3 separate regions of the Mus musculus genome follow, and regions 2 and 3 are each linked to region 1. The links are chromatin loops, found by intact Hi-C in ENCODE. Cell type or tissue: heart. All regions are shown on one strand. Each heading gives the region's core, and the rest is flanking DNA. Links, peaks and the distances in the headings are about the cores only. Region 1 overlaps Cask (calcium/calmodulin-dependent serine protein kinase (MAGUK family)). Region 2 holds the start of Gm34661 (a long non-coding RNA gene). Region 3 has its middle 43 kb from the start of Nyx.

Region 1 (10,054 bases), core at 1,339-9,338:
GCCTCTTAAGTGCTGGGATTACAGGTCTGTACCATCACACCCAGCTAAAGATTTGAAAACCAGTGTCTTCCAACGTTAGGACCAGGTGTTGAGTGTGGTATGCACCAGTTTAATCTTAGCAACTGAGATACTAAGGCAAGGGAATAATGAGTTTGAGGTCAGCCTAGACTGGGGAAAAATTCCTAAAGGGAAGAAAGAAACAGTCACACAAGCTCTAAAACAAAACTGGGGGCAACATTAATTGTGAAGCTATAAAAAAATCATTAATTGGATATTCTGACTGGGGTATTCAATATATAAGAAAAAATATATTATCATCATATCTCTGTAAAATAGCCAATTCCACTTGTACACTACTCAGTGAAGTCCTTTCTTTTAGAGACGAGACAACTAATTCATGTGGTAAAACTGAGTGAAAGTAAACAAAAAGAATTACACGTTTTTCAAGTCTATTGATAATGGATGTGTATCTTTGAGGGAAAAATTGGAAGGCTCCTGGGAAAGAGGACATGTCTAAGGCCAGAAATGAGAAAAACACTCAAGGAAATTGCTCAGAGCTTGGAGCTGGGAAGGGAAGTGGGAACTGAAGGTAGTGGCAAAAGGGGAAGTTGCCTGACTGAATGACCATATGGGAGTTGCCTGGTACCAGGGGCTTCTTATAGTATCCAGCTTTTGTAACTGTTGCTATTGTTTGTCAGTGTTGGAGACAGAACCCTGGTCCAAGTGCTCTGCCAAGGAACTACATCTCTGGCTCAGTGTGCTGACCTTAACCATTTAGAGATCAATGCCACCTCTTAAGAGAAAATGATGGAGAATAAATATAATAATTTAAAGCCAAATGAAATCACAGTACTTGCATCACAGCATAAAGGAATCATTCCAGTTTGGCCAAGGGCTAGCAACAGACACCAAGCTTTGGCTCAGGTGAGGCTTTGAACTTACAGATGGGGAGGGCAAAGCATCTGTATGCTAGGGAGAGCTCTTACAGTTGGACAATGTTCTAGTTTCCTTTTCTTAGAGGCAAAATTACTAAAGCAACCACTTTCAGTTGTTGAATCTCATGCGGTAACTGGCACAAGACTGCTTAAATATTGTCATTCTATTGGAATTGTGGTCAATGGACCTTTAGATGCTCATCTTTGGTACATGTGTTGCAATGTCTGAAATGCATGGTGGTGACTGATTAGCCACTGCCTAGATAGTATGCTTCCTTGTCCCCCAACCCCCAACTTGTCACAAGCTAGAGTTATTCAGGAGGAAAGCTCAGTTGAAAAAATGCCTCCATCTGATTGGCCTGTAGGTAGGTCTGTGGGATTTTCTTGATTAATGATTGATGTGGGAGGGGAGGGCTACATCTGGTAGTCCTGGGTTGTATTAAAAAAATCAGACTGGCAAAGCACAAGCCCATAAGCAACATTCCTCCATGGCCTCTGCTTCATTCCCTGCCTCTAAGTTCCTGTCTTGGCTTTCCCCAATTATGGACTGTAACCTATAAGCCAAATAAACCCTTTCCCTCACAACTTGCTATTGGCCATGGTGTTCACAGCAGTAGAAACCTAACTAAAACACCCTTCTTCCCTGTCCTGGGCCTCATGTGATTTCATTGAGCTTTTCTTACAAATGTCCAAGATCAGGATTTTACTGCTTCTTTTGGTAAGTACCATCATGGTGTTGAAATGATTTTTTTGAGATGTTTTAGAATAGCATAAAAGTGCGTGAAATGCATAACAAGATTGGTAATATATTAAGTATTGAAGCTGAGAGCTTTCCACTATCCTGTGTGTTTGATCATTTCCATGATAAAGAAGCATCAATGCATACTGATAGAATCATATCACACTATATCAAAAAAAAAAAAAAAAGAAAGAAAGAAGAAAGAAGAAAAAGAAAAGAACAGAAAGTCAAGGCCCATGAAGTTCATAGAAGTGGCAGAAGTGGACTCCATGCTTTAAACTGCTGCTGAAGACCTGGGCCTTTTGTAAAGGAAACCATGAAGACAAGCAAGAAGAGAGAAAAGCTAAATAAAATGGGAAATAAATTCTAAGATGCAAGGCTGCAAACCCTTGGTACAGAAATCATGGTATGGCTGCTACCTTATCGCTTCCTAATAATATTGCCATTATTTGCTAAGAATAGGAAATTTTAAAATAACTTAATTTTTAGACAGTACAAGCAGTCGAAATTACTTACCAAGGCATAAAAAATAAGTATTCAATGCTTTAAAAATAGACAAAATCAAATACCAGACGCTGTTGGAACGAAGCACATTGCCTTGGAAACCAGGAAGTAAGCAAATGAACAAACACAAAGGAAGAATTCTATTGTTAGCAAATGCTTATAACTCAAAAAGGCAGGTGGGAGATTTTTATCATGTGGTAAGTACGCCATCAGCTGCTGAGAAGACTGACTAAAGTGCTCAGCTAAAGTTCAGGTCCTGCTGCAGATGAAGTACTGTCTGCTGCTATGCTTAGTAACCTGTGCTTGACTTTGTTGTTTCCTTCCTTATGGTATTTTTGAAACAGAGCCTCACTGTGTAGCTTTGGTTGGTCTGGAGCTTGCTATGTGGCCCAGATTAGCCTTAAACTCATAAAGATTCTCCTGCCTCAGCTTCCCAAGTGCTGTGGTTAAAGGCATGCACCACCATGCCTGGCCCTTCATTTTCAACTGAGTTTCTTCCAATACATTAGCATGTGTAATTTCATTTGATTTGGTAATATTTGACCAGAAAGCCCAGTCTTTGTATTACTGGTAACATTCACAATCTCCCAGGATAGGAGGGGGACCATTGCTTAATAAGCAATACTTTAAAAGTATTACTTTTATTTTCTGGTCAACTGACTCTAAGACAAGTAGAAAAGCATATACTTACAACTTCTGTTTCAGAAAGATACCGTTTGCTCTCATGAGTGGACAGTGCACAAGGTAAACTAAAGTATTTGCCATTTTCACCTCCATGTGCTTATTTATAGTTTAAAAGGATAAGGCTGTAACTCTGAAACTACCTTTCCATATGATGGGCTGGAAAGAGGGCTCAACTGTTAAGAGTGAATACTGGTGCTGCAGAGATCCTGTGCTTAACTGCCAGCTTTCACATGACTTGTCTAACAACTACCTGTAATGTAACTCCAGCGCCAGGGAGATCTGATGTCTCTGGCCTCCACTGGCAACTATTCTCTCTGGTGCCTATACCCACATGCAAACACAAACATAGTTAAAAATAAAATAAATCTTAAAAATTATAACATTACTGACAAATAGAAAAGAAATGTTAGCAGCTTCACAGTTTGGGAGTCTAGTGTTATATAAATTTATATTTGGTCTTACATTATCAGGCATGGCCAAAAATGAAGCAATGATTCAGTTGTATAGAAAGTATGAGCTTCAGTAATAATGGGGGGGGGGTTCCCCAGCATTAAGTGCCACCAGATACACACTATCACAGCTCTAGACCTTACCAGATATATGTATTGATACATAGTTAGAGTAAGATGGGTTGGGACTGTGAATGGACCTTCAGCTTATTTATTTCTGAGAGTCCTTAGGGCTTTTTTGATATAACTCTCCATAATGTCAGTCACAGCATTGATTTTTAATAATGAAAGCAGTAATCTAGTAATTACAAGACAGTGATAATATTTCAGGCTTTTGATGCATAGTAGCTAAGGAATATGAATGTGTAAGTCATATCAAAATGTCCCTAAGATGGGACTGAAGAGGTGGCTTAGCTCTTCCGTAGAACTCGAGTTTGCTTCCTATTATCCGTGTTGGGTGGGATCACTACTGCCTGTACTCTAGCTCCAGGGTCCCCAACATCTCCTGCAGACTCTTGCATTCACATGTACCTACCTACATGCAGACATATACACAAAACTAATAAAAAAAGAATTCTTTAAAGAAAGTACCTGTGAACTGTTATTATGAAACATGTTGTAAAGCTCACATGTCAGTTCACTCTGCAATATAAAGACTTTTTTGGCTATGATGGTGGAAACTTAAAATTAAGATAAGAAATGACTGAAAAAGTACCTGAGTGAAATTTCCATTTGAGTGTTATGAATTAAGAAAAAAGCTTTAAAAATGAAGGGCTTTAAACTATACAAAAAAGGCCCACAGAAGTCTGCTGCTCATTGAGTTGAGCTCATGGTGACTCAAACTTCCCAAGACCCCACTGTGCTTCACAAGGCTACTGGGTCCTGATGGCAACACAGACCTTTGCTCTGGCGGGGTAGGAATTCAGGCAGTAGTAAGTTAATGAGCAAAGACAGACAACAACTTCAAGACAAGTACCTTTCTCAGGATCATTTAATTTGTATGGAAAATAAAATGGCCATAGTCTATTACCTTATATTTTCCTTTAATAATGCCTTCAAACAATCTTTCCTTGGTTCCGTAGAAAGGCAAACAGCCACTGAGCAGGATGAAAAGGATCACACCACAGCCCCAGACATCCACAGGCTTTCCGTAAGGCTCTCTCTTGACCACTTCTGGGGCCATAAAGTGAGGTGTTCCAACGCGGCCTGTATTTAAAACAGCAACATTATGGAAAACTGATTTTGTGAAATCTGAAAATTAAAAAAAGCAGTATCAGTCTGGATAAAAAATTTACCAATATCAATGTTCTAGTACTTCTTTTCCCTTTCTGAAAGGAATTCATAGAAAGCAAAAATAGTTTATCTGATCACTGGGTCAGAAAAGACTGGGCCTAGAACAGGACTCTGGTCCTCTTTTTTGAATTCTGTATGTTATATAGTAGGTCTTCTATTTCTTGCTCCTTGAAGAATTTTATATGTTCCTATTTAGAGCAGAGGAAGGGGAAGAGTGAGTTGGCCAGTCTGTACCTGTCCTAAGGAGAGGCAGGGGCAGGAAGAGGGCATGCATAAGTGAACAACAGTTTGATGGCAAAAAGATGACTTTTAACTGCCAAGTTCCTAGGTCAATCAGCAATTCTCAGTGGCTACTGGAATGGGAATACTTAGCTTATTCCTAATGTAAACATTTGAAGGGAATGAGAGCATACACTAAAGCAAAATCAGGAACTCCCGCCCACGCAATCCTCTTTGACTCTCATGTTCTTTAAAGCGTTTTCATATTTTCCTCCCTCTCTTACAAAAACCAGTTTTCTAGGAGGAATGTGGTTGGAGCTGCATGTACACTATAACCATCTTTCACTGAGTAGCCTTGAGGTAGTCTTTTCCTCTGTGGAGGAATAAAAGGCTTCAACTGTGCCGGGAAAGGACTTTGGGACAGGCCACTGCCTAACCAACTTGGCAGCTCGTCTACATTCTGCAGGCCCAGCCCTGCCCTTCCTTCCTCTGTTTTTTGACCATCTGCATGACTCTTATGCTCAATCCAAGATTATTTTTACTTTGGAGATTGTAAAATACTTTATCTCACTGTGGTCCTGTGTTTAAAAAGAACCTAAGAGACCGTTTAACCCATCTATAGAGAACATGCTGCCAAGGCCTGTTGATGGTTATCAAATTCAGCAGGGGTGGAGAGGCTAGTTAGCTCCTCAATTTGGATTACAGGTGCGCCTCTACTGCAGGTCACTCTGTGTTCTCTCCCACTTCTTTTTTTTTTTTCTATTTTTTTATTAGATATTTTCTTCATTTACTTTCAAATGCTATCCCAAAAGTCCCTTATACCCTCCCCCGCCCTGCTCCCCTACCCACTCACTCCCACTTCTTGGCCCTGGTGTTCCCCTGTACTGAGGCATATAAAGTTTGCAAGACCAAGGGGCCTCTCTTTACAATGATGGCCGTCTAGGCCATCTTCTGATACATATGCAGCTAGAGACATGAGCTCTGGGGGTACTGGTTTGTTCATATTGTTGTTCCACCTATAGGGTTGCAGACCTCTTCAGCTCCTTGGGTACTTTCTCTAGCTCCTCCATTGGGGGCCCTGTGTTCCATCCAATAGCTGATTGTGAGCATCCACTTCTGTATTTGCCATGCACTGGCATAGCCTCACATGAGACAGCTTAGAATGGGGAACAAAACACCCATGGAAGGAGTTACAGAGACAAAGTTTGGAGCTGAGATGAAAGGATGGACCATCCAGAGACTGCCCCACCCAGGGATCCATCCCATAATTAGCCACCAAACTCAGACACTATTGCATATGCCTGCAAGATTTTGCTGAAAGGACCCTGATAGAGCTGTCTCTCTCACACTTCTGAAAGGAAGAGATTAAGCTCAGGATTCTAGCAGGGAAAATACCTTCACTCAAAATGTACAATGAGAACTCAGCATTGGCTATAAGGACCTGATGAGAGAAAAAATTTTTTTGATTGTCTGATTTTGTTTCTTCAAGCAGCAAAATTGATTTTATAGTATTGGGAACTGAACTTCCCACTTCATTGGCAGCTTCTGTAAGGCAGGGTCCCAGGAAAATAAACATTGTTTTGATGGACAGGGCAGGAGCTACGAGGAGTAAAAAAAAGCAGGGCGAATATCTCAGGGTACCATTTGAAGTACAGCTACCAGAACCCATTTGGTACCTGCTGAAAAGTTCAGATGGTACTTTGACACGCACCTCCTACGACTTCCTACTCAGGCAGAGTGACTCATTGTGGGGGGCCTCCTTGTGAGGAATAATCGAAACCTCCACAGTCAGGCCCAGCCATCCTAAAGAGGCTCTCTCCATCAATGTGGTCTCCATTAATATGAATTGAAGCATGCCCCCACTATGAAGAAATTTATGCTTTTTCTTCAGGAAGATGTGTACTTTGAGTTCAAAAATTTGCTCAGTGGTGACAGATAACAGTGGTGGCTTTTTAATGTCAAGAACATCAGTAGAATGTGAAAGACTTCACTAAACCCCTTGTGTTTGCTACTAATTTTCTTCCTCTCCTCTCCTCTCCCTCTCCCTCTCCCTCTCCCTCTCCCTCTCCCTCTCCCTCTCCCTCTCCCTCCCCTCTCTTAACCACTTGACTTTTATGACTTTGATCACAAAATTCTAAGAACAGGAAACCAATTACCAAACCAAACATGTAACTTTTTGAAATACCTCAGAAAGGTACATAAATATTTAAATGCTAATTTCAATAAAATAATAACCCTTGCCTCAAACTTCAGGGAGGGAGTTATTCTGAGTGGTTATGTTTTTAATACTTTAGGATTTGAATGTTCATACATACAACCACTGTTATCTTCTTCATATGTAGGTTTTTTGTTTTTGTTTTTTTACAATTTCCTCACTAGTTTTTCATAGGCTGTTACACAGCATTTAGCCCTTTTGTGGTGACTTCACTTGTCACTCTGGCTATCAACAAAGGAACAATGCTACAGTCCAGATTCTCTCAGGAGCTTCACAGGTATGTAACGATGAACCTCTGTGGTATCAGATGGCTGCTGTGCATTTTGTCACCTGGCTTTCCTTTTCTTTCTTCTCACCATGCTTTCTCAAGTCCTGGCATGTCTTGATTTGTTGCTTATAATCTGCTACTGACTGGAAAATGGCTAGCCACTAGTCTTTCATTTAAACATTTCTAGAGTGCGTGCCAGGACCTAGGCACTGTGATAGCTGGGGCAGATATTTGGAGGGATGAGCCATGGCTCTCCTACCACTCACTCTTGCCTTTGCTGCTATTACATGTTTGATCACATTTTGTTAGGAAGTAAGCAAGCTAGATAGTTCTGGTTAGATGGAAGAGGGGATAGGTCATATAACTAGGGCAGTTATAATAGGCTTGCTTTTAAAAGGCAATAATTGTTAGCTTAGTCTTCAAGCAAACACCTAAATGCGACAGATAAAATGACAATAGGCATTCTAAGCAAATGGAATAGGAGGTGCAAATTATGAGGGGACACAAATCTATACAATTTAATGAAAAGCAGAGGAAGGCAGTCTCCTATGTATGTAGTTAGTTTTCAATGGAGAGGACTTTTTAAGGGTAACCAGTTTTACTACACTGTAATTGTTTTCTACATTGTATTCAGAGTAAGTGGATTCTCTAAACAGTTGAATGTTAGATAGGGGAAATGCAATGGAGTTACATGGTTTTGGTATGTAGAACATGTAAAGGAAGATAATCTTTTTCTCTTTGGAAGCCCAGGTAGTCAAAGATTCCAATCTACAGGAAAAGAGCTTTCTGTTCCAAAATTGATAAATATTAGTAAAATTTCAAAAGTACTTTAAACAGAAGAAAAGCTTTTTTTCCTATGGAAAATCATGTATCTCTTACCTATTCACATTGTGTTTTTTAAAGTACTGTAATCTTTAAAATAGTTATTTGAAAGGTATATGGAAAGGTACATTAAGAAATGACAATATTTTAACTACCAGAAAGTACTTTAGGACTAGGGTGCAGCTTAGCAGAGTCCCTGCCTAGCATGTCCAAACCCTGAGTCTCACCCCCAGCGCCAACAACTGGGTGTGATGGTGTATCTGTAATCCTACTGTTCAGGCATGGAGTCAGGAGGACCACAAGTTCAGATCTTCAACTCTTTAACAACTTGGAGGCCACTCTGGACCATATAAAATTCTTTCTCAATGTAAAATAAAACCTTTTTAGAGTATAAAAATAGTAATTTTTGAATAATGAACATGTGAGTTCAATATTGTTGAAAAAATAAAAATTAGAGGATGAGTTTATAGTCTTTAGGAAAAGAGGTGAACATGGAGGCAAACTTAGTGAATCTACCCCCATCAAGATTTGTGAAATAGTCTATGCTACAATGAATATGAACAGAATGGAGATCCAGAGTAACAGACACAAAATCATCTTAGCATATAACATAAAAGGACTGTGGCTCATTTTCTCTTATTCCCATGTTTACAGGAAATACTTAGCTAGAAAAGTATGTAAGATTAGATCTTAACACAATTTAATCTCAGAGAGCAGTGTGGCAGAGAGTGATTTTTAAAATACAAGTATAATTCAGGCTCATTTTTCAGAAGATGGCCATTGTTATTACTGCTTGATGCTCTAGCCACAATCAAATTGAACGAACTATCTTGTGAAACAGACAGCTATTTTAAAAGTTAGGGTTTGGAAAGCATTTGAATTTAACATGAGCATTTGTTTCATTTTCTTTTATGGGATAGTATCTTGCTAGGTTCTCAAGGCTGGTCTTAGACTCAAAGCAATCTTCTTGCCTCAGTCTCCTAAGCGCTGAGATTCTGTGTGTACATCACCACACCTGGCTTAACAGAGGTTTTCTGAAGGTTGGCAAATTGACTTGAAGACTCTATGCTAAAGGATATGCTTCATGAAGTTTTGATTCCTCGTGAAGCTGTTAGTATTCGGAGCACTGCCTACACCAGCAGTACAGAATGGAGAACTGCAATTTGCAAAACTAAGAAATAGAAGTAAACCCTGGGCACTGCTGTGGTCTGAATTCTGGAAAAGAATTCATAAAAACTCTACAATAGTGGAATCTGAATTAGCATCCACTTCTGTACTCTGGTGAAAAATTTCACTTTCTACTATGGCACAGGCATTTTAAAATCATGTTTTGTTTTGGTTAATGAGAAAACCAGCCTTGTTATTCTTTTCCATTTGCTCTTCACAGACACATAGGCTGATGACTTTAGCAGGCTTCTTTGATATATAGAAAAAGGAAAATGGTAGGAAATTTAAGCTTAGGCATGCTGTGATCCTAAAAGGCAAACCCATTTATACTAGAGGTGACTTTATTTGTCCAGTTCAATTTCCAAATGGTAAGCTCTTTGTGCACTATGATTACAGTGCTCACTCTTCAGAGTCTCCGGGTAGTTTTCCATCATGATCAGTGTGAAATCCAGTGTTGACCATGGTTTTAAGGATGTCTGATCACATTTTCTACCACCCTGCCTTTGCTCGTTCTTTCCCAGCTATCCTTCCTTCCAATCTTCATACATACCACCCAGGTTTTGAAGGGGGAGCATGTTAAAGTGGTCTTACCTCCAGCAACAAGTCCAGATTCTCCTAACTGAATGGCCACCCCAAAGCCCCCAAGTTTAACAGGTGCCGAGTTTTCTTTTGAGGCAAGGAGAACACAGTGGGGCTGAAAAGAAAAAAAAGCAACAATCAAATCAAAGATAAAATTTAATGCAAAAGAGTTCAATTTGC
Region 2 (10,054 bases), core at 1,150-9,149, 270 kb before region 1:
ACCCTTAATAGAAAGCTACTGGGGGAGAGAGGAGGAGGGGAGAAGGCAATGGGAGAAGGAAAGAGAGATAGGGAGGGGGGAGGGGAAGAGATGGGAGGGGGAACGAGAGAGAGCAAGCGCGCAAGAGCGCCAAGCAGTGACTGCGCAGAGCCACGCCCCAATCTGAATGGTTCCCAGCTCAGATAAGAAACCCCCACAGCTGAAGTCCCATACAGCCCCCTTGGAGAAACGGCCACTTCCTGTTTACTTTACTGCCTTCCAGCTGGGGGCGGGGGGAGCAGTGATGGAAGCCATTGCTTGTAGCTGTAGGGAAGAATCAAAACTGCTGGATCAGGGCTGCAATTGCAGCATTGCATCTCATTACTCTGCCCGCCCCCGGATAAGGCAGAGCTAATACCATAATAATACCAAGGAGGTGCGGGGCCTCGCGGCAGGTGCTGTCATCTAGCTTTGAGTAACCACGCAGTATCCTTCCGGGGGCAGAGATGGGGAACAGATGCCAGCCTTAGTTCGCCCCCACCTCTCAACTCCCCGCCGCATCAGGGCAGTGCTGCGGAGGCTCCATGATGCAATCGCAGCCATAGATTCGCAGCTCAAAGACTGAGTCAGGATTGGGCTTGGTTTTGGGCCCTCCCCCTCCCCTAGCTACTTCCTCCGAAGTATATCTCTCATCACTTGGGCTTTTAGGTTTTAGCACTGGACTGTCTGGTGCGGAGTAGTTAATCCCTTTGCATTGCTAATGCCTCTAAACACACCATTCTTTCCATCCCCACCCTGGGGCTCTTGGGAGAAAAAAACGATCCAATCCGAGGCCACGCAGCACTTCTGAGCAGTCTCAGTCGTTGAATGATCAGGCTAATAGAGCTTCTGACCTCAGCATAGGGATGCCTAAACTTAGTTGTGGCTCATGGGAAAAAACCATTTGCCAAGGACCCGACTCTGATCGATGGAGAGAGTGTCAATGGCTGTAGGTGCTTTGCAATGCAGTTTGGAGATTCTTTTAAGAAGTCAAGCACGAGGGGTTGTGTTGGCACAAGCCCCATTAATCCCAGCACTCCGGAAGCAGAGGCAGGCGGATCTCTGAGTGTGAAGTCAGCCTGGTCAAAAGAGAGATTTCCAGGACATACAGGGCTGTTTCACAGAGAAATCTTGTCGAAAGAAAGAAAGAAAGAAAGAAAGAAAGAAAGAAAGAAAGAAAGAAAGAAAGAAAGAAAGGAGGAAGGAAGGAAAGAAGGGAAGGAAGAAAGAAAGAAAGAGTCAAGCATGGCCACCAGTCCCCTAGGAAGTCCATTTCTAAGTATTTAGCCAAGAGAAATAAGGACATAACGCCCACCTGAACACTAGTACATGACTATTCCCAACAGTCTTGTGGATACTGGCGCCAACGTGGAAAGGTCACACTGATAAACTAACAAATGAATAAACAAAATTTGGTGTATGTGTATAACAGAAGGTACCAGGCATGGTGGCATGCACTTTTAATCTCAGCACTCAGGAGGTAGACAGGGTGATCTCTGTGAGGCCAGCCTGGTCTACAGAGTAAATTCCAGGACAGACAGGGCCACACAGAGAAACCCTGTCTCAAAACAAAAACAATGGCGACAAAAAAAAAAAAAAAAAAAAAAAAAAAGAAGTGCAAAATGTGGTAACCTATGCTTGTAATGGTGGCACTTGGGAGGCAGAGGAAGAAGGAATTGCCACAAGTTTGAGGCCAGCCTGGGCTATATGGTAAGACTTGTGTCAACAAATGGGGGGAAAAAGCTAGCAAGATGCCTTAAAGGGGTCCTGGCTTTGAGCTCCACCAACCACAAACAAATCAAAGGCAGTGTGGGTTAAGGTGGTTTGGAAGGCTGGACAAGATTATGCCAACTGATTGGATAATGAACAGGCACAGAGACAGTGAGAGTCACTACGTGCTGTCTGTGCTCTGGACGCTACTTACTCATGTTGACTTGGAATGTGAAATTGGAGTAGTTAGGGTACGGAGGGCTGAGCCAAGGTCATTTTTAAGAGCTGGGATCCACTCTAATGGGAATGTGGTTCCAGGATCCCATGACAATGACATAAAGAAAACAAGAAAAAAGAACCTGGTTACAACGTCATTGGTCAGGCAAGACAAAGTTGATTCTGGGGAGCTAGTGAAAAGGTCAGCTTAGGAACTTTGGGAAGGTCATGAAACACTTGCCCCTCTGGAAGGGCTAATATTTCTCAGACAACAGGGCAGAACCGACTTGTGGGTGGGGACACATTCTGCAGGACAGACAGACCGTTGCCCACTTTCAGTCAAGGGAAGTCCTTGTCATCTCATTCCCTAAAGACCAATCAGTTTAAAGGGTGCACTGTTCCGCCAATCATTGTGCCTAGTTGCTGATGCTCTATTCTGCCCCTGGAAACCATATAAAAACTTGCCGAATGGGTGCTGGGGGGTCACTGCCTCTCCTTCGGGTCTGGGACGACCCCAGTGCACTGCATTTTGCATTGATCGTGGCTCCACATGGTTCACTCTGGGGGTCCCTGGTAAGCTAAGGCTCCCTGGGAAGATGGCTCAGATGGTAAAGAGTCTGCCACTAGGGTAGCAGGACCTGCATTAGGGTTCCTAGAATCCCATCTGCCACCCTACCACTGTTGGAATGGAGACAGGTGAATTTTCAAAGCTTCCTTGCTAACCAGTCCAGCAAACTGAGGAGCTTAGAGCTGAATGGCAGGATTTGTTTAAAAAAGAAAGGTAGAAGGGATCTGGAAAGATGGCTCAGTGGCTAACAGCACTTACTGCTCTTGCTGAGAACCTCATTTTGGTTCTCAGAATCCATATGGCAGCTCACAACCATCTATAACTCCAGTTCTAGAGATCTGATGCCCTATTCTGAACTCTGCATAAGTGTGGTGATGCCCAGCCTGTACCAAATCCTTAGCTCCACATAAAATCTAGCATGGTAACATACACCTACCACTTGGGAGATGGAGGCAAGAGGATCAGGAATTCATCTCATCCCCAGCTACATAGTGAGTTCAAGGCCGGCTTGGATTACATGATACTCCATTTAATATATGTATGAAGCTATAGCTGTCAGTTCCACCTTGCATTGTATATACATGACCCTACTCTCAGTGCTCAAGAGGGAAGCTGAGGCAGGAGGATTGCTTTGAGTTCTAGGCCAGCCTTGGCTACAGCCTGTCTCAAAACAAACCAATAGGGCTGGAGAGATGGCTCAGAGGTTGAGAGCCCTGATTGTTCCAACAGAGGCCCAGAGTTCAATTCCCAGCAATCAATGTTGGCTCACAACCATCTATAATGAGATCTGGCACGCTCTTCTGGTGTGCAGGTGTACAAGCAAACAGAACACTACATAAGTAAATCTTCGAACACCAACAAAAAAGAAACAAAACAACAAGCAACCTTCTCCCTGGATAGCCTGAAACCATCTGCTTGATAACAGGGAAAACTTTTGGTTTTTTTTCCCCAAATTTCTTGAGCAAATAAAAGTCAGTCCTATAGAACTCAAATCACAATGTCTCTCCCCAAATAGAGAACAGACATCTATCTGGCCACTGGGTCTTGTTGTATTCTAGTAGGAAGAGGTGACGTAGAAGAAGTGGAAGGCTAAAGGTTGTCCCTTCTGGTTCCCAGGAATTGTCAACAGAAATCTGAAGGTGGGGCCAGGAAAGGAATGGCACCAGGTTCCAAGGCTACTTTTCTGGGCGTCTGGCCAGGGAAATAGGTGGAAAATTGAGTAAAGCGAAAGAGAAACCACATGCTGGATGTCTTTGGCCAAATTTTCACACTTGAGATTATGAGAGGACATTTGTCACTCACTGTGTCCCATTCCCACATGCATCTCAGAGCCATGTGGACTGTCTAGGAAGTACATGGTGAGCTACAGGAGGACAAGGCATCTTATCTTGAGTTGTCCTATGGTACTGTGTAGCCTGGATAGAGTTCTGCTCTGTCTAGATTTAGACAAATGAGAGAAAATCAAGCTACAGGCAGAGACTGAGGAGCACAGGAGACAAGTGCTAGAGTGTGGAAGCTCAGTGGGAAACCAGGCAAAGTCACAGGGATCTCAAAGAGCTTATAGAACACTCTGTTTCCTGTGCCTTAGGCTGATCCCTGTTAGAAGGGCTCCATTCACAGTGTGACTCTGAGCACTAAGCTCCCATGGACAGATTCAATTTTATTCCTGCAGGCCACTGATGTAGTCTTTGTAGGTCCCAGGCTGATAGAAGACAAGGTTCTTGCTCTCTGGAGCCACCCAATCCCTTATGCTAGGGTCCCTGCTGTAGCCACACCTACGTTAGGTAGAACAGATGAGTCAGGGCCATTGGTGGCTCAGAGGAGTTGCTGGCTCTAGACCAGAGGGCATGGGAGCAGTTCCTTTCCACTTCCACTCCACCAGGGTGGAATAGCCTAATCCAAGTACCAGCATGGCAGAGGCCTTGGGAGTGCTTGCACAGACACACCTTTAGGCCCAAGGGTGATGGGCAGGTCACTTTCATGGCTATGAACTGGACCAGGAGGGCGTGTTGGGTAATTAGATGAGGACACTTGATTTCCACACAACTTGTTCTTCCTGTCTGGGTAAGTTTAGTTTTGCCCTTGTTGTTACTTTTAATAGCACTTAGGCTTGAAAAGGAACGGGAAGAGAAGCAGTCCCTCTTCTTGGATGCAGACTGATGTTTGGGGATGGACACAGAAGGAGCTACTGATGCTATTCTTTCTGAGTTCCCGAAGACTACCAGCATTAGAAAAATCACCCTTGCTTTTCCTGTGATCTTATTTTCCCAATTGTCTAGAGATTTTTATGACTTGAAACTCTTGCCTTTTTTGCCTCTGCTCCCCCCACCCCTTCAGAGCTCTGCCACCAAGTTATGCCTCAGCCCTGTGTTTTGATTTTGAGACAGAGTCTCTTTAAGTTGCCCAAGCAGAACTTACATTCAATATGTAGCTCAGACAAGCCTTGAACTTGGAATCCTGAATGGCTCCCAAGTTTTGCCTGTGGAAGTTGTTCCTTCTAGTTATTAAGGGCAACAACTCATGGGAGCATTGCAAGTGTCTGTAATTTCATCCTAGCATCCCTGCCTCAAGTCTATCTTCTGTCTCAACATCTTACTCTGAACTCCATGCATGTCCATCCATCCATCCATCTATCCATCCATCCATCCATCCATCCATCCATCCATCAATTCACTTACTCATTAAGAAGACAGTTTTTGAGTACTAAGTACTACTGTCCTTTCTGACGCTGGAAGTGCGTCTATATATACAGAAGAAAACTGAGAAGAAATAATATGGGCATTTTGGCACAGAAATATAAGGGCAAATGCTGTGGACGCTGTTGCTGGCCAGCTCTACAACCCTTATGACCACCTGAGATCACTAGTTGTTGACATGTCACTACCTCCTGCCTCTCCCAGCTTTCCAGCTTGGGTGTCAATAGAGGACCAATGCTGAATGGTGTGTGTGGGGGAGGCAAGTTGATAGAGAGAGGCCTCGGTGGATAATTATTCCAAGCATTTTGTTCTCTATTAAGACAGTGTTTTTAATGAATGAATAAATTGTGTGTGTGTGTAGGGTAGGTATACATGAATGAGTGGGTACATTCATCAGAGGTCAGAGGTGGACATTAATGCCCACCTTATTATGTTTAAATTTTATTATTATTGTGGAGGTGGGTGGAGGTGTGGGCACACATGGCACAGCTGGCATTCAGAGATCAGAGGACAGCTTTGTGGATTTGAACTCAGGTCACCAGACTTATGGGGGCAAGTGCCTTCACCCACTGACCTTCATTCCAACACTACTTTATGTTTTAAGACAGGATCTCACTGAACCTGAAGCTCACTGATTGGGCTCAGTTGGCTGGCCAGTGAACTCCGAAGACTTCTGGTATTTACTTCCTGGGCACTGGGATTACAAGTATGTGAACACTTAGAGTTCTACTGACTGAGCTGTCTCTCCAGACTCCTTTTTATCTTCTTTTTATATTTTTGAGACAGTGTCACATAATGTCCAGGCTGGCTTTGAACTCTCTATGCAGCTCAAACTGGCCTTGAATGATGCTCCCTCCCCCACCCCCATGTCCTGGTGCTGTGGTCATAAATGTGCACTGCTATACCTGGCTGAGACAGTATTTATTGTTATTGCAATTACTGTTGCCTGCCATAAAAACCACCTTAACTTCTTTGTTCTTAACGTAACACTAACGATCTTAATTTCTTTTGGAGGGTATTAGGTTGGAACCCAGGACCTCACCTTTGCTAAGCCTATACTCTACTTCTGAGCTCCATGCATCCTAACAGTGGGACAATTCTGAGGTGTGTTCTATGCAGTCTCTACACTGCTCCCTAATAGGACTCAGCTCCGTGGAGGTAACCAGCTCATAAATACACCCTCCATTGTCTTTCCTCCCTACCCTGTCTCTCTTTTGTGTTTCCTGGAGTCATGTCCAGAATGAACCATCTGCTCTTCAAGCCTTTGAGTCAGCACCAGGGATGGGAGTGGAGGCTCTGTGAGCACAAAGGAGGTGTCTCCACCCAGATCTGCTGGATAGCAGGGTGTCACCAAGCAAAGGGCCACAGCCAAATTGGATTCGAAATCTTAGTATGGAACTGGAGAGATGGCTGAGCAGTTGTGAACCCTTGTTACCCCTGCAGAGGATCTGGGTTTGGTTCCCAGTATAAATGATGGCTCACAATCATCCATAACTCCAGTTCCAGGAAATCCAATATCCTCTTCTAACCTCCATGGGCACCAGGAACACACATTATGTACATACATCCATGCATGGACATATGTAAAGCAAAACAAAACAAAGCCCTAGTGTGTTAGCCATAAAGGAAAGAAAAAGAATTGGGGTCCAGGTCGAGTCACTAGCAAGGGGAGCAATGTGTGGATGTGAGAATCTAGAGGAAGACATGCTCCTTCACCTACTTAGCATAGAAAGAGATGGCTCAGTGGTTAAGAGCCCTTGCAGAGCTCCTACCTTTAGTTCCCAGGACCTATGTCAGAGGATTGCAACTGTCCCTAACCCCACTCCAGGGGATCTTTAGACAATATCCCAAATTGAATGTGTGGTTGTTTACCTCACCTGCTGGTCATCCTAGAGGACCCCCACCCTCCCGAGAGTGGCTCATAGAGCTGACAGTTATCTGCAGTTGGGCAAGCCCCTTGAACACAAGGCTTATTTTGTAAGAAAATGGGAGAATCCCTCATATAATTTGTTGACTACTATTCTTGTGACAAATTGAATGGCTGTGTAAGTTTACTTTTGTTCAAGACACAGAAGACAAACTGAAGCATCAGGGTTCTGGGCCAACCTGCAGTTCAGGACTGCAGAGTGTAGTTTACATATGTGTGCAAAGCGTAACTGGTGCTGTATGCTCCTTTGGTTTTGCTTTGTTTTATATAATGAAAATATGATTGTATTTTTAGGTGTATATATGTGTGTCTGCATGGGTTTATGTGTACCATATACATGCAGATGCCAGAGTGTTGAGTTTGGGGGTGTCCCGAGTCCACTCTGTCACAGTGCTCAGGCCATTCGGGGAGGCAGGATGCGGAATACAGGAGTTTTGACTGTGCTTATCACATGCCAGTGCCAGGCAGGTGTTGGGCTATGTGAAGCCACTGGACACTGCTCCAGGGATGGGGGTGTGTAGTCTGAGGTCCCTGGGGACTGCTGGAGCTGGCTCTGGAGTCTCTAGGCCTGCAGGGAGGCTGGGGCTGACAGGTTCTCAGACTCTTGAGGTGCTGCTGGAAGCCACCAAAGAGCTGAGAGTGGAGTGGGGGCCCACAGGCTGGATCTAGCCTAGGGCCAAAGGAGAAAAGAAGGGAGAGCTCAGGCTGGGTCCTGCGGGGAGGAGAGAGAGTCCTTGGCTTGTTCAGTGGGTGGCTTGGCTTGGTGGAGGCCATGGCTGGGAGCACTGAGAGGCCTCCTGCTGGAGATTAGGTGGCCGGCTCTTTAGGAGAAGGCCTGATCCATTGCTCCCCATGGCTGATCCCGATAAAAAGACACAGTCCATGGTTTTAAGGCATTTATTGTCATGGCGGAGAGTGGAGATGAATAAAAGTGTATCCCACTTTCTCAGGGCGGGCCTGAGGTTAAATACCTTTTACAGGGAGGAGTGTCTGGGAAGGGGAGTTTATTGGCTAAGCCTCTGGGCCTTTAGGTGCCTCATTAAAATGGAGATCTGTCTTGAGGCTATGTGACCACAGGTCACATCCTCTATCTGTAGAGGGGTTTGGGGTATTGCCATTACATGACTGATGGCCACAAACCTATGAAGAGCTGTGGCCTCCTGTCAGGAGCCTGGTGTCCAGGAGCGTGGCAAAACACCTACTGTTCCTTGCAGGGTGGTCTCCTGCAGAGTCACCGGAGTTTCAAGCCTGTGCTGGACCAGGGACCAGGCTGCCTATCACGGCCCTATACCAGAGGATGTAGAAACTGTAATTACTGTTTCCCTGAAGCTGTAATTACAGGTGGTTGTGAGGCACCTGATGTGGGCACTGGGGATCAAACCCTGGGCCTCTGCTGTAAGAGCAGTAAGCTAAATCTTCTCTCCAGCCCCCTACCCCCTTTCTGAGACAGGGTTTGGTTATATCTTGGCTCTCCTGGAACTTCCGATGATCCTCCTTCCTCTGCCTCCTAAATGCTGAGATTACAAGGATTTGGATTGAGTTTGCTTTTCTGTGTTTCTAGCCTCCTCTTCCCCCACTAAGATTACAGGCACATACCTCTGTGACAGGGTTTTGTGCTTGGGCTGGGGTTTGAACTCAGGTCCTCACGCTTGTATGCACACACTTCACCAGTTGAGCCATTTCACTAGTTCCTGAATTGTGTCTGTGATCAAACGTTTTCAACTTTAAAATCAGGTCACTTTCTACCTTGACACCCATTGAAAGGAAATAACATCTAATCATGAAATGCTGGCCTTTTAAGAAAAAGTTTAGATTTTTTTTTAAATTAAAAAGTATTTTACATTTGCCCAGTGGTGGTGGCTGACACCTTTAATGCCAACTCTTGGGAGGTAGAGGCAAGTGAGTTTGAAGCCAGAATGAGTTTCAGGACAGCCAGGGCTGTTGAGACAGGGAACCACTGCTTCAAAAGCCCCACCAAACCAAACCAAACCAACCAACCAACCAACCAAACATTTTACATTTATTTACTTACTATGTGTGTGTGCATTATTAGCACACGTGTTAGTGTGGAGGTCAGAGCACAACTTGTGTGAGTAGGTCTCACCACATGGATTCTGGGCCTGGAACTCAGGTCCTCAGGCTTGGAAGCAAGCACCACGAACCTGTTGTGCCCTATCTCCTAGATGTTTCTCAAATAAACGTAAAATATTTCCAAGCCAGAGACATGGCTCAGTTGGTAGAGTGGTTGCCTAGTATGCATGAAGCGCTGGGTTTGATGGCTAAACCAGTCATGATGGCATAAGCCTGTCATTATAAAATTTGGGAAGTTCAAGGTCATCTTTGGCTGCATGGTGAGTTCTAGGGTAGCCTGGTATATATGACACCTGTCTTAAACAAACAAAACAAAAGTATTTTCACTCCAAGTGGGGAGGGAACATGGATAAGGTAATTAACTGGTGGTGCGTGCCTACAGTTCTAGCCCTTGGGTGGCTGAAGTAGGAGAAATGTTATGAGTTTGAGAGAGAGGCCAGCATGGGTTACATATTGGGTACTAGGCCAACCATGTCTACATGGCAGAGACCATGCCTCCATCCCCAAATAAAATGTCTCTTGGTTCATTGTTTGGTCTCATAAATTTGGGGCACTAGGGATTGGGTTCTTGAAAAAAGGACTAATAGCATGAGGTGCTACCAGGTTGGTTGCACACTCAACCCCAAGCAATGATTCTTGTAGGGGACATCTTTGTTTCCAAGTAACAAGTGGACATTTTCTTCTGAAAAAAAAAAAAGTCAGTGCACTACTATTGAGTGCAAGAGACAACTACATCTGATAATACTTTCCTTGGCATGGACAGCAGATATGATACAAGGGAGCACCCGCATGGTTATATTGCTAAGTGTCATGCCAATGACCAAGATC
Region 3 (10,054 bases), core at 1,258-9,257, 120 kb before region 1:
TGGTGCACAATTATTTCCAGGATAGCCAGGGCTATTACACAGAGAAACCCTAACTGGGTGATGGAGGATGGGCGATGGCACGGGAACAACCTGACAGGAGCCACTTAAAGAAGACAAGATTGATTCTGACTCTCAGTTGCAGAGAATTTCAATCCATAGTACTAGGGAAGGGATGGCTGAGTGGCTTGGACGGTGGAGTGTACATTAGGGATTTCCCCTATGACTGCGGTATATAGGAAACAAAGAGCTGAGCTAACCAGGAACTAATACTGGGGTTGGGTTGAGGTTTTGTCTTTTCCTGCCTATTGTAATGCTAAGTGTGAGCCCCCAAGACTTGGAGTGTGCATGTAGCCCCTAGGCCCCCAAGTTAATTCTGATTGGTGAATAAAGATACCGACAGCCAATAGCTGGGCAGAAGAGACATTGGTGGGGTTGACATTTTACAGGCAGAGAGAGAGAGAGGGGGGGGAGGGAGGGAGAGAGGGAGGGAGGGAGAGAGAGAGAGAGAGAGAGAGAGAGAGAGAGAGAGAGAGAGAGAATGGGCTAAGGGCCAAGAGAACATGGCCCAGAGGGCTGCCCAATTGGAGTTAAGAGCAGTCCAGATGGCACATAGTAAATAGTAATTAATAACTTGGGGTTATTAATCGGAAGGTAGATTCTAACAGCACGGAGAGTAGGCAGCTGCCCAGCTATTGTGCTGCTTAAGATAAGGCTGTGTGTGTCTTTCATCCAAGAACATAACTGGTCTAAGGTGGGGAAGAAGCCCTGCCTGGGACTTTTAATATTTCTACTACAGGGTTGGCCTGTACCATCTATAAGGCCTGGCCTTAGTGACCTACTTCCTCCACCCAGGCCCCACCTCCTGAACAATGGTTCCCAACCTGTGGGTTGTAATCCCTTTGGGGTTGCGTATAATGTATTTACATTATGATTCATAACAGTAGCAAAATTACAGTTATGAAGTAGCAACAAAAATAATTTTATAGTTGGAGGTCACCACATCATGAGGAACTGTATTAAAGGGTTGCAGCATTGGGAAAGTTGAGAACTACTATAAGGTTTTATAGCCTTCAAAATACCTCCACAAGCTGGGGATAAAACTTGAATCATTCACCATGCTGAACACACAGCCTTGTGGCAAGTGGATGTTTATAGATCAAAAAAAGCAAAAAGCAATTCCAGCCTAAACCTCATAGTGTGTACAAAAAACAACTCAAAATGAATCATTAAATTATAAATAAAAGACATTTTGGAACAATTCTTAGAGTCGATGTCAAAAGAATAAACTGATAGATTCTCATCAAAATTCAAGTGTTATGCTGCAACAGGCCATGCATTTAACATGGATGCATAAGTTACAGGGCTGGTGAGATAGCTCAGCATGTAAAAACACTTATTCCTAAACCTGACTTTAATCCCAGGGACTTACATGGCAGAAGGAGAGAACTGACTCCAGGGAGTTGTTCTCTGACCTCCACACACATGTCAAGGCATGCATGGGTCAACACATACACAAAACAGGCAACAGACAGACAGGCAATAAATTACAGACTGCAAACCACATAGCCCACAAAGGGCCCTCAAAACTCAACAGTGAAAACGACAATAGTGCAGTTAGGAAATGGGCAGAAGTCATAGACAGACCTACATGCAGAGATGGAGAACAAACATATGCAAAGACACTCGGCATCACCACCCAGGCTAAACCACAGTGAGATAAGTCAGTATGGCAAAAATAAAACCCAATGATGACACCCGATGCTGGTGGCTCACGTATGAAAGTGCAGCTAGCCATTCTGGAAGAAATGTGGCAATTTCTTACAAAATCAAACACACAACCACCATGCAGTGTAGCACTTGCACTCTTGCCCCTTCATCCTACTGAAATGAAAACTTACAGTCACACGTGGACCTACATATGAATAGAATGATCATAGCAGTTTGACTCACAATAGCCAAAAGAGGGAAAACCAGCTAGATGTCTGTTCAACTGGCTACCAGTAAAGGTTAATTGCTGAACTTTTTTTTACTTTTCTACTTTTAAAGAATGGCTTAAAATTAATTTATGGTTAATAATATATATTATTTATTCTTCAAGAAGCTTGTGCATGTATACAATGCATTTTAATCATATTCACTCCTCACTTTAATTCAAACTCTTCCCAGACCTCTCTCACTGTGTCCTGTCCTGATTTGGTTTCTATTGCTGTGATAAACACCATGACCAAAAGTGACTTGTAGGGGGCGGGCAGGGTTTATTTCAGTTTACATAGTCCCTCATAGTGGGAAGTCAGGACAGGAACCCAGGGCAGGAATTGAAGCCATGGAGGAGAGCTGCTTACTGGTTTGTCCCTGGTGGTTTTCTCAGCTTGCATTTTGTACAACCCAAGCAGACCTGCCCAGAGGTGGTGCTGCCCACAACGGGTTGAACTTTCTTATCCCAAACAATAATCAAGAAGATGCTGCACAGATTGGCCCACAGGTCAATCTGATGGAGGCATTTTCTCAGTTAAGGGTCTCTCTTCCCAGATGACTTTAGCTTGTATCAAGCTGACCCTAAAAAACCCATGAGTACAATTAGTGCTGCTTATGAATGTCTATAGGGCCATCCAATGGAGCATCAGGGGCCCACCTACCTGAAGAAAACTGTTACCCCCTCCATCAGACAATAATTGCCAATTATTCCTTTGACACTGGTGAGCCCTTCCCCCATTCATGCTCCATGTGTATACACACACAGGTGCACATGCTCCTGGGAACGGAGCTCAGGACCTTGTACATATCCATCCCCTTCCTCCTCCATCCCCTGCTTCTTTTTGGTTCCTCTCAGCTTTCATGACATCTGATTCCCCAGGCTATGCATTTTGCTGCACTGTCATGATTTGATTTCTCTGTATTTGCACAGAATCCTATTGTATGTCTGTAGCACACTTTCTGTCTCCATCCATCTATCATTATGAGGAGTGCAGCAGAGATGCACATGATTGTCTTTCGAGATAAGCAATCAACATCTTGGGGACTTCAGCTCAACTTCTTTGCAAAACCCTTCAGCTGGGTTTGCTGATGGCTTGCTTACACCCCCTCATAGGGGTCATAAGACCCTCACCCAAATATCCAGTGGCTCCCCACCACCTGGCACGTGCAAGACTCCCCTAATTGCAGGTGATCTCAGGGAGGGGCTAGAGTATATATAAGGATGGAGTTGGGGACACTAGAGAAGGAGGACTCCATCCATGTGGCTCTAGAAAAGCCCTCATCCTGTGCCTGGTTGTGGGGAAGGAACACCCACACCTCTGTAAATAGCTCCTCACCTGTGCTCTGCAACGAAGCCCATGAAGCTCGTTGGTTTTCCAGAGTGAACTTCAGGGGAATCATGTCTCTGTCATTGAGACCGTTGGAGGAGGGGTAGATGTTGCCTAGGTCTCCCCAATGGAAGGAATTCTAGCTCTAAGCAATGATGTGAATGAGCAAGAATCTCCAGTGGGTGATATACATAGCACTCCAGGTATACATACAGTGGATCTATAGTTAGTTGTTAATTCTATAGTTTAGATGTTTGAAGAACCTCCAGACAGATTTCTTAATGGCCGTACAAGTTTACACATCCACCATTATTTGTTGTCAGTGTTTCTTGGCGACAGCCACTCTGACTGAAGTGAGGTGGAATTTCAAAGCAGTTTCAATCTGCATGTCCCTGCTAGCTAAGGATGTTGAATACTTCCCCATTTATTTACTGGCCATTTGTATTTCTTCTTTAAAAAAAAAAAGTTTTGAGACAAAGGCTCACTATTCAGACCAGGCTGCTCTTTAGATTGTAATGTTCTCACCCCATCCTCTAACGCCTACACCTTTTCAATTCTCTCTCTCTCTCTCTCTCTCTCTCTCTCTCTCTCTCTCTCTCTGTGTGTGTGTGTATGCCTGCGTGTTTTCTTTTTCTACATTTCCCTTTCAAACGGCTAGGTGCATATTTGGGCGTCTTGTAAAAGCACTTGTCCTTTGGAGGCTGCTTTCCTGATGCCCAAATCTACCAGCACACCTCTGGGATTTCTGATCGGGATTGCAGAGGCACATCTCCTGTTTTCTGGCTCCCCTGGTACTTCGATGACTAAGACAGCAGCTGCAGGCGCAGCCTTCTGGAAAGACAAAGACAGTGTCATTTGTCTCCACCGCCTGCAGTGCTGCGGCTCCTATTTTCCTCATTAGGAAAATTCCTTTCACTTCAAGGAGCTGATGTGAGGAGTGAAGGGGAGAACTAGCCATGGAACCCTTTTTCAGAGCCAAAGAAAAATGAGTCACTGCTGGAGGCTGGATGGCACTCAGCTGAGGGTAACATAAACTCCAGCTCCAGAGGCTGAGATGCCCTAGAAGTTCATTTCTTCCTCGTGATGCAGTCCACATCTGTGGGAGTGTATGTGAGGACCTGCAGGATATTAAGTCAGACAGAGGAAGCCAGATAGCACATGATCTCATCCGCACAGGGAACCTGAAACAACTTGAGACCATAGAGGCAGAGAGTACAAGGGAGGCTGTCTGCAGCTGGGGCACGGGACATGTTAGTACACACATACACACACAGGATGGATAGGCCTTCCTGGACCGCATGGTGACTCTAGTTAGCAATACCACTTGGTTGAAATTCCCTGAGAGGTTTTTGAATGTTCTCACTAGAGAAGTGATCCATGTGGGAGCTAGAGAAATGGCTTAGCAGTTCCGATCACTAGCTGCTCTTGCAGAGAAGCTGCGTTCCCTTCCCAGCTCTCAACCATCCATAGGTCCATTTCCAGGGACTCTGATGCCCTCTTCTGGCCTCCTGTGGGTATTAAGCATGCACGTGGTGCACACACATATATGAAGGCAAACCCACTCATACACATAAAATAAAAACCGAATACTTCTTAAAGTAATTAATCTGTGAAACAACGGAGAAAGAGCTTGATTTAGGCATTTTACAAATGCATGCATAGGTCAAAGCATCATGATGTACACCATAACTTCAAACAATTTTAATTTGCTAATTAGTGAGTATCCAAGGGCAGAGCATATAGCTCAGTAGTATTCACAAGGTCCTGGATTTCATCCCTACCACCCCATATCAAACCAAGACAAAACAACTCCATTAAGTTTGGCAGGAAGTCTGTAGCCTATGTGGCACTGTACTACAAAGCTCAAAAAGAACCACCTCTCTCATAAGTTATCCATCCCAGAATGTTGTTCTCATTCTCATAGCTGTCTCATAACCCAACAGGGCTGCCAAAGCACCAGCCATCACATAGTGTAGTCAGAAGGAGGAAGGAAGGAAGGGAACAAATAAAAATATTTTTTCTATCAAGAATATTTTCTGGCTAGGCACGGTGGTGTACACTTTTAATCCCAACACTAGGAAGGCAGAGGCAGGTGGATCTCTGTGTGTTCAAGGCCAGTCTTGGTTTCAGGACAACCAGACATACATAAAATAGAGGTCCTGTCACAAACAAACAAAAACAAGGTATAAACAACCCCTAAATATGTATATATATCTGCTATCAGAACTCATAGGTTATTAAAAAATCCCAGTGTCAGGTGTGGGATACTTTATTGTGGAACATTAGTCAAGAAGGTCTTAGGGGACCTCAAAATGACACAGGGTTTTGTCGTTGCTCTTAGTTGCCCATAGAACGAGATGAAAATACCACACACAACAGCACGCCCTCGGGTTGCTAGGTGGAGAGATAGTAATCGGGAACTGTGCTGAAAGCAGCCTTTCCCTTGCTAGTTAACTTTCACGGTGCAGGAAGGTGCAGTGTAGGCTGCCAAGGGAGAAAGGTCATCAGCAGGCTTGCCCAGCTGTGCGCTGTGTAAGCTGCAGTGCCAACTTGACACCAAGAGGTACCACTAGTGCAATAGTGGCACAACAGCTTCCTGGAAGAAGTTATGCCTGCTACTGGAACCCTGGCCCAACCCCCATGGCTCCAGAGGCCATAAGCCCTAATGGGAAGTGAGGCAGGAGTCTATTACTGTTCTGCTAGTTGGACATGATGCCCAACTGCCTTCCAAATATGTTTACACCCAGAACTTAGTGTTGCTCTCAGCCTTGGCCAGGGAAGCTTCTGTTTGCTGTGGGCAACAGTTAATGCAGAGACTCATTACTGGTCAAAGTGCTCAGATGTCCCCTGCCCCCGGGGCTCAGGGAACACAGCAGAAGATGAGATTGAAAGAATGTAAGAGCCAGAGGAGGAAAGGGGCTGCTGTGGAATTCTGCCTTCTGGACATGCTCCCTGCACAATAATGGGAATTTCTTAAGAATTCCATTGTGGCCGGGCTGTGGTGGCGCACGCCTTTAATCCCAGCACTTGAAAGGCAGAGGCAGGCGGATTTCTGAGTTGGAGGCCAGCCTGGTCTACAGAGTGAGTTCCAGGACAGCCAGGGCTATACAGAGAAACCCTGTCTCGGGAAAACAAACAAACAAACAAACAAACAAACAAACAAACAGAATTCCATTGTGGATTGTAAGACTCCACCCCCTCCTTGAGAGCTATAGACTGTAAATGGTTATGGGAGGCAGTGGTGTAGCCACAGGTAAGTTGCTTTTGTGCAATTAAATACCCGCCCCCCATGCCCATGCCCATGCAAGCCAAGCTAATTAAATGTGTGGGACACACACTGAGACATGATGTAAGGAGGGAGACTTGAGAAGAAATTGCTTTGGTGGGAAGGGAAAGGGGATAAGAAGGCAATGGGGTAAATAGGATCAAAGTATATTACAGATGTGTACAAACTTGTGAAAAAGTAAATATGTGAATGGTATTTCTTGTCAGTTCCCTACCTCCCTTCATTCATCCCCCATTTGACCAAACACAAAGACACTGGAGGCTGAGACATGTTATATCTCCAGTGGAAGGGGAGGGAGATACATAAGCCGAAGAGAAACGAAAGTCTGTATGTTGCAGCCCAAACTCAAGTTGCTATTGTGGTAGGAAGGGGGCGACTGCAGAAAGAAGGAAACTGATACATCTTGGTGGGTAAAGGAGGAAATGAGAGGTTTGATCTTCAGGTTCCAGCAGGGACCCAGCAGAAGATGGCACTACCTGGCCAAGTCAACAAAAATATGAGCATGTAAGAGCTGCCAAGATGGCTCCATTGGCAAAAGCACTTACCAGGGAAGCACCAGGACCGGTATTCGATCCCAGCACCTGTGTAAAAGTTGGACACAACAGCATTGGGGAGGCAGAGACAGGATGACGTTACTTGTCTCAAAAAAAAAAAAAAGGCAGACAGGTTAGCAAGATGGCTCATTGGGTAAAAGTTCTTGCAGCATGCAAACATGGCTGAGTTTGCCTCCCAGAATTCATGGAGGAAGGGGAAGAGCTCTGACTCCCAGAAGTTGTTGTCCTCTGATTTCATAAGCACACAGTCCCAGGCATAGCCGCCCCACTCCCGTCCCTCAAACAAATAAATAAAATGGAAATGAAAAAATAAAGTGGAGAACGATTGAGGTAGATACCCAGTATTGACCTCTGGCCTATATATGCATGCACATATGCAAACACATGAGCACACACACACACACACACACACACACACACACACACACACACACACACAAGCACAAGTTTGTTTCTACTTAATGTAAACCTTCTCTGGGGTCATATCTGGCTTAGAAGGAACTTTGCCTTGACACCCTGCCTTGGCACGAGTAAGTACAAAGGCAAGAGGCCTGTCTTTGTCCAGCCTTCAGGGCCCCCACTTCCCGCTCTAATACAATGCTTCTTCCTGTTTGTTAGGCATGCTCTGCCTACCCCCTCCTCCCCCCAGCTGCAGTAGTTCCTTCTAAATGTTCCCCAGGTCCTAGCCAGGAAGGGATACTTCCCCTATTCCCATGGCTACTTCTTGTACCCTATGAGGGACATGAAGCAGGGGAGAGAAATAGAACCCCCACCCACTGTGTGTGTGTGTGTGTGTGTGTGTGTGTCTGTCCATGCACCAGAGTGTCATTCCTTAGATGCCATCCACTACTCTTTTGTTTGAAAAGGGGTCTCTCTCTCTCTCTCTGCTGAAACTGCCCCACCCCCATTCCAAACAGCCTAGTCTGGCTGGTCAGAGCACAGCAGTGCTTTGCCTGTCTCTGCCCCCACCCCAACCAATGCCGGGATGACAAACGCATGCCACCATAGTTTGGTTTGGTTTGGTTTTGCTTTGCAGTGGATTGTGGTGATCGCCCTCAGGCCATCTCTCTTAGAAGCATCTGTATCAATTCCAACATCTCAGTTTCTGTGTCTTACAAAGTGAATGTGGTGATGATACCCACCCTTCAGGACTGTTTGGAAGATATGACGGTACCTGGCTCAAAGTGCTTTTCTCTTTGTAAATAATGAGTCCCCTGGGTAGATGTGCTGGTGTTATGTGATACTATCCCTAGAGAGATATGAACAAATGCCTACTCACCCAGTTTTATTGGGATTACTAAGAGGAATATGGGTGAGTGGTTACTTACAGGAGCAGATATGACTCAGGCAGCTGCAGCATCGAAGTCTACCCTAGCACAGGTGACATCTCACAAAAACTCAAATTCTGTATCACAGCACACAACCTGAAGGAAGCTCAATAGGTCAGAGTAAGGAGTGCCCTACAGCTCACAGTGTTTTCTCCTCCCCTCCCCTCTGATTCCCCTCCCCTCCCTTTCTCTGCCTTCCCTTCTCCTCCCATTCCTTCCTTTCCCTCCCCTCCCCTTCTTTCTTTATTTTTAAGACGGAGTTCTACTCTGTGTACTTCAGGCTGCCTTGTACTTGTCATCCTCCTGCCTCAGTTTCCTGAATGCTAGGATTAGATATTATGTGACACTACATGTATCTAATCTAAGGGTTTTTTCCCTTTATTTTTAAGTTTCAGTTTTATTATACTCATTCGTGTGTATATGTGGGCATGAACATGGCATGGTACCATGTGGAGGTCAGAGGACAACTTTTGAGAACATTTTCTTTGCTTTCACCATATGGGTCCTGGGTATCGAGCTTGGGTCATCAGGCTTGGTGGCAAGTGCCTTTACGAGCCATATTCTCAACTGTGCTTAGCTTTAAAGAAAGAATAGCTGTACATATTTATGGATGAGATTTCAGTACATGCACATACTGTGCAATGATCAGATCAATGTAACTAATATATCTATAACTTAGATATCTTTGTTGTTATTCTGGGAACACTCAAAATATTCTCTAATAATCAATTGTCCTGAACTACAGTCACTGTATCACAGAATATTAGATGTTATTCTTCCTCCCCAACAGTAACCCTGGACCTGGTAGTTTCTATATATTCTTTCTATACTTATTTTTTTTTTATTCTAGAACACAGATGTTCTACTCCTAGATTGCTAATAATGTTTGTCAGGAATGGGTTTCAAACATAACCAAATAATGCCATTGGCTTCTTATTGAGATACGGATTTTCTGTTAAGGCAGTGTATTTAAAAAAGCCTTTATTGTGTTAGAAGATCCTCATAATCTCAATAACAGAACCAGAAAAAGGAACAAGGTACTTTTGTTAAAATGGGGAGCAAGACAGTGGTAAAGAATAAAGACAGAGACATGATTAATGTCTTTGGATGAACACTTACATAGTAGGAAAATGAGTATGTTTGGACTCATGCCTATCAAAACCATGAGACAGGCCAGGAGCAGTGGTGCATGCCTGTGAGAGGCCAAGGTGAGAAGAGCTCTGGTGTGAGGCTAGCCTGGGCTGCATAATGAGTTCCAAGGCACTCTGAGCTACACAGTAAGACCCTTTCTCAAAAAAGAGAAAGAACAAGGAGCTGGAGAGATAGCTCAAAAAATTTGCTGGTATTTCAGAGACCTGAGTTTATTTCCAAGTACCTGGGCAACTTACAACAGTCTGGAACTCCAGTTCTAGAGCATCCAACACCCTCTTCTGGTCTCTATAGGCATCACCACACATGTAGACATACACACACACATACACACACACACACACACATCCACCCCCCCCCCCCACACACACACATATAAAAAGAAAGAAAATTATTTTGGGGGGGTGGGTTTCAAGACAGAATTTCTCTGTGTAG

Evidence for each region. A loop is a pair of places that touch in the nucleus more often than their neighbours do. Peaks named below come from ENCODE experiments on the same cell type or tissue, not always from the same donor. Only the 100,000 strongest peaks of a DNase experiment are listed, where the experiment ranks them.
Region 2: it touches region 1 in a loop (2.5-fold over the local background); 2 of 42 quality-filtered maps call a loop at or near these places.
Region 3: it touches region 1 in a loop (4-fold over the local background); 3 of 42 quality-filtered maps call a loop at or near these places.

Annotation. Positions count from the first base shown.
Region 1 is chrX:13,616,309-13,626,362 of GRCm38, forward strand. It overlaps Cask (calcium/calmodulin-dependent serine protein kinase (MAGUK family)), which reads right to left. Exons shown (of 27, transcript NM_001284503.1): 6 at 9,887-9,989; 7 at 4,342-4,517. It also overlaps a transcript of Gpr34 not described here. Among named protein-coding and RNA genes, the nearest start is that of Gpr34, 11 kb to the right of the region's middle. In heart, for the core only: no CTCF peak of the experiment used is centred there; a DNase peak (open chromatin) is centred at 5,353.
Region 2 is chrX:13,346,977-13,357,030 of GRCm38, forward strand. It overlaps Gm34661 (a long non-coding RNA gene), which reads right to left and starts at 728. Exons shown (of 3, transcript XR_386903.3): 1 at 409-728. In heart, for the core only: no CTCF peak of the experiment used is centred there; no DNase peak of the experiment used is centred there; H3K27me3 peaks cover 4,832 bases.
Region 3 is chrX:13,498,808-13,508,861 of GRCm38, forward strand. No RefSeq gene overlaps it. Among named protein-coding and RNA genes, the nearest start is that of Nyx, 43 kb to the left of the region's middle. In heart, for the core only: a CTCF peak has its summit at 4,805 (motif pointing left); DNase peaks (open chromatin) are centred at 4,414 and 7,714; H3K27me3 peaks cover 1,099 bases.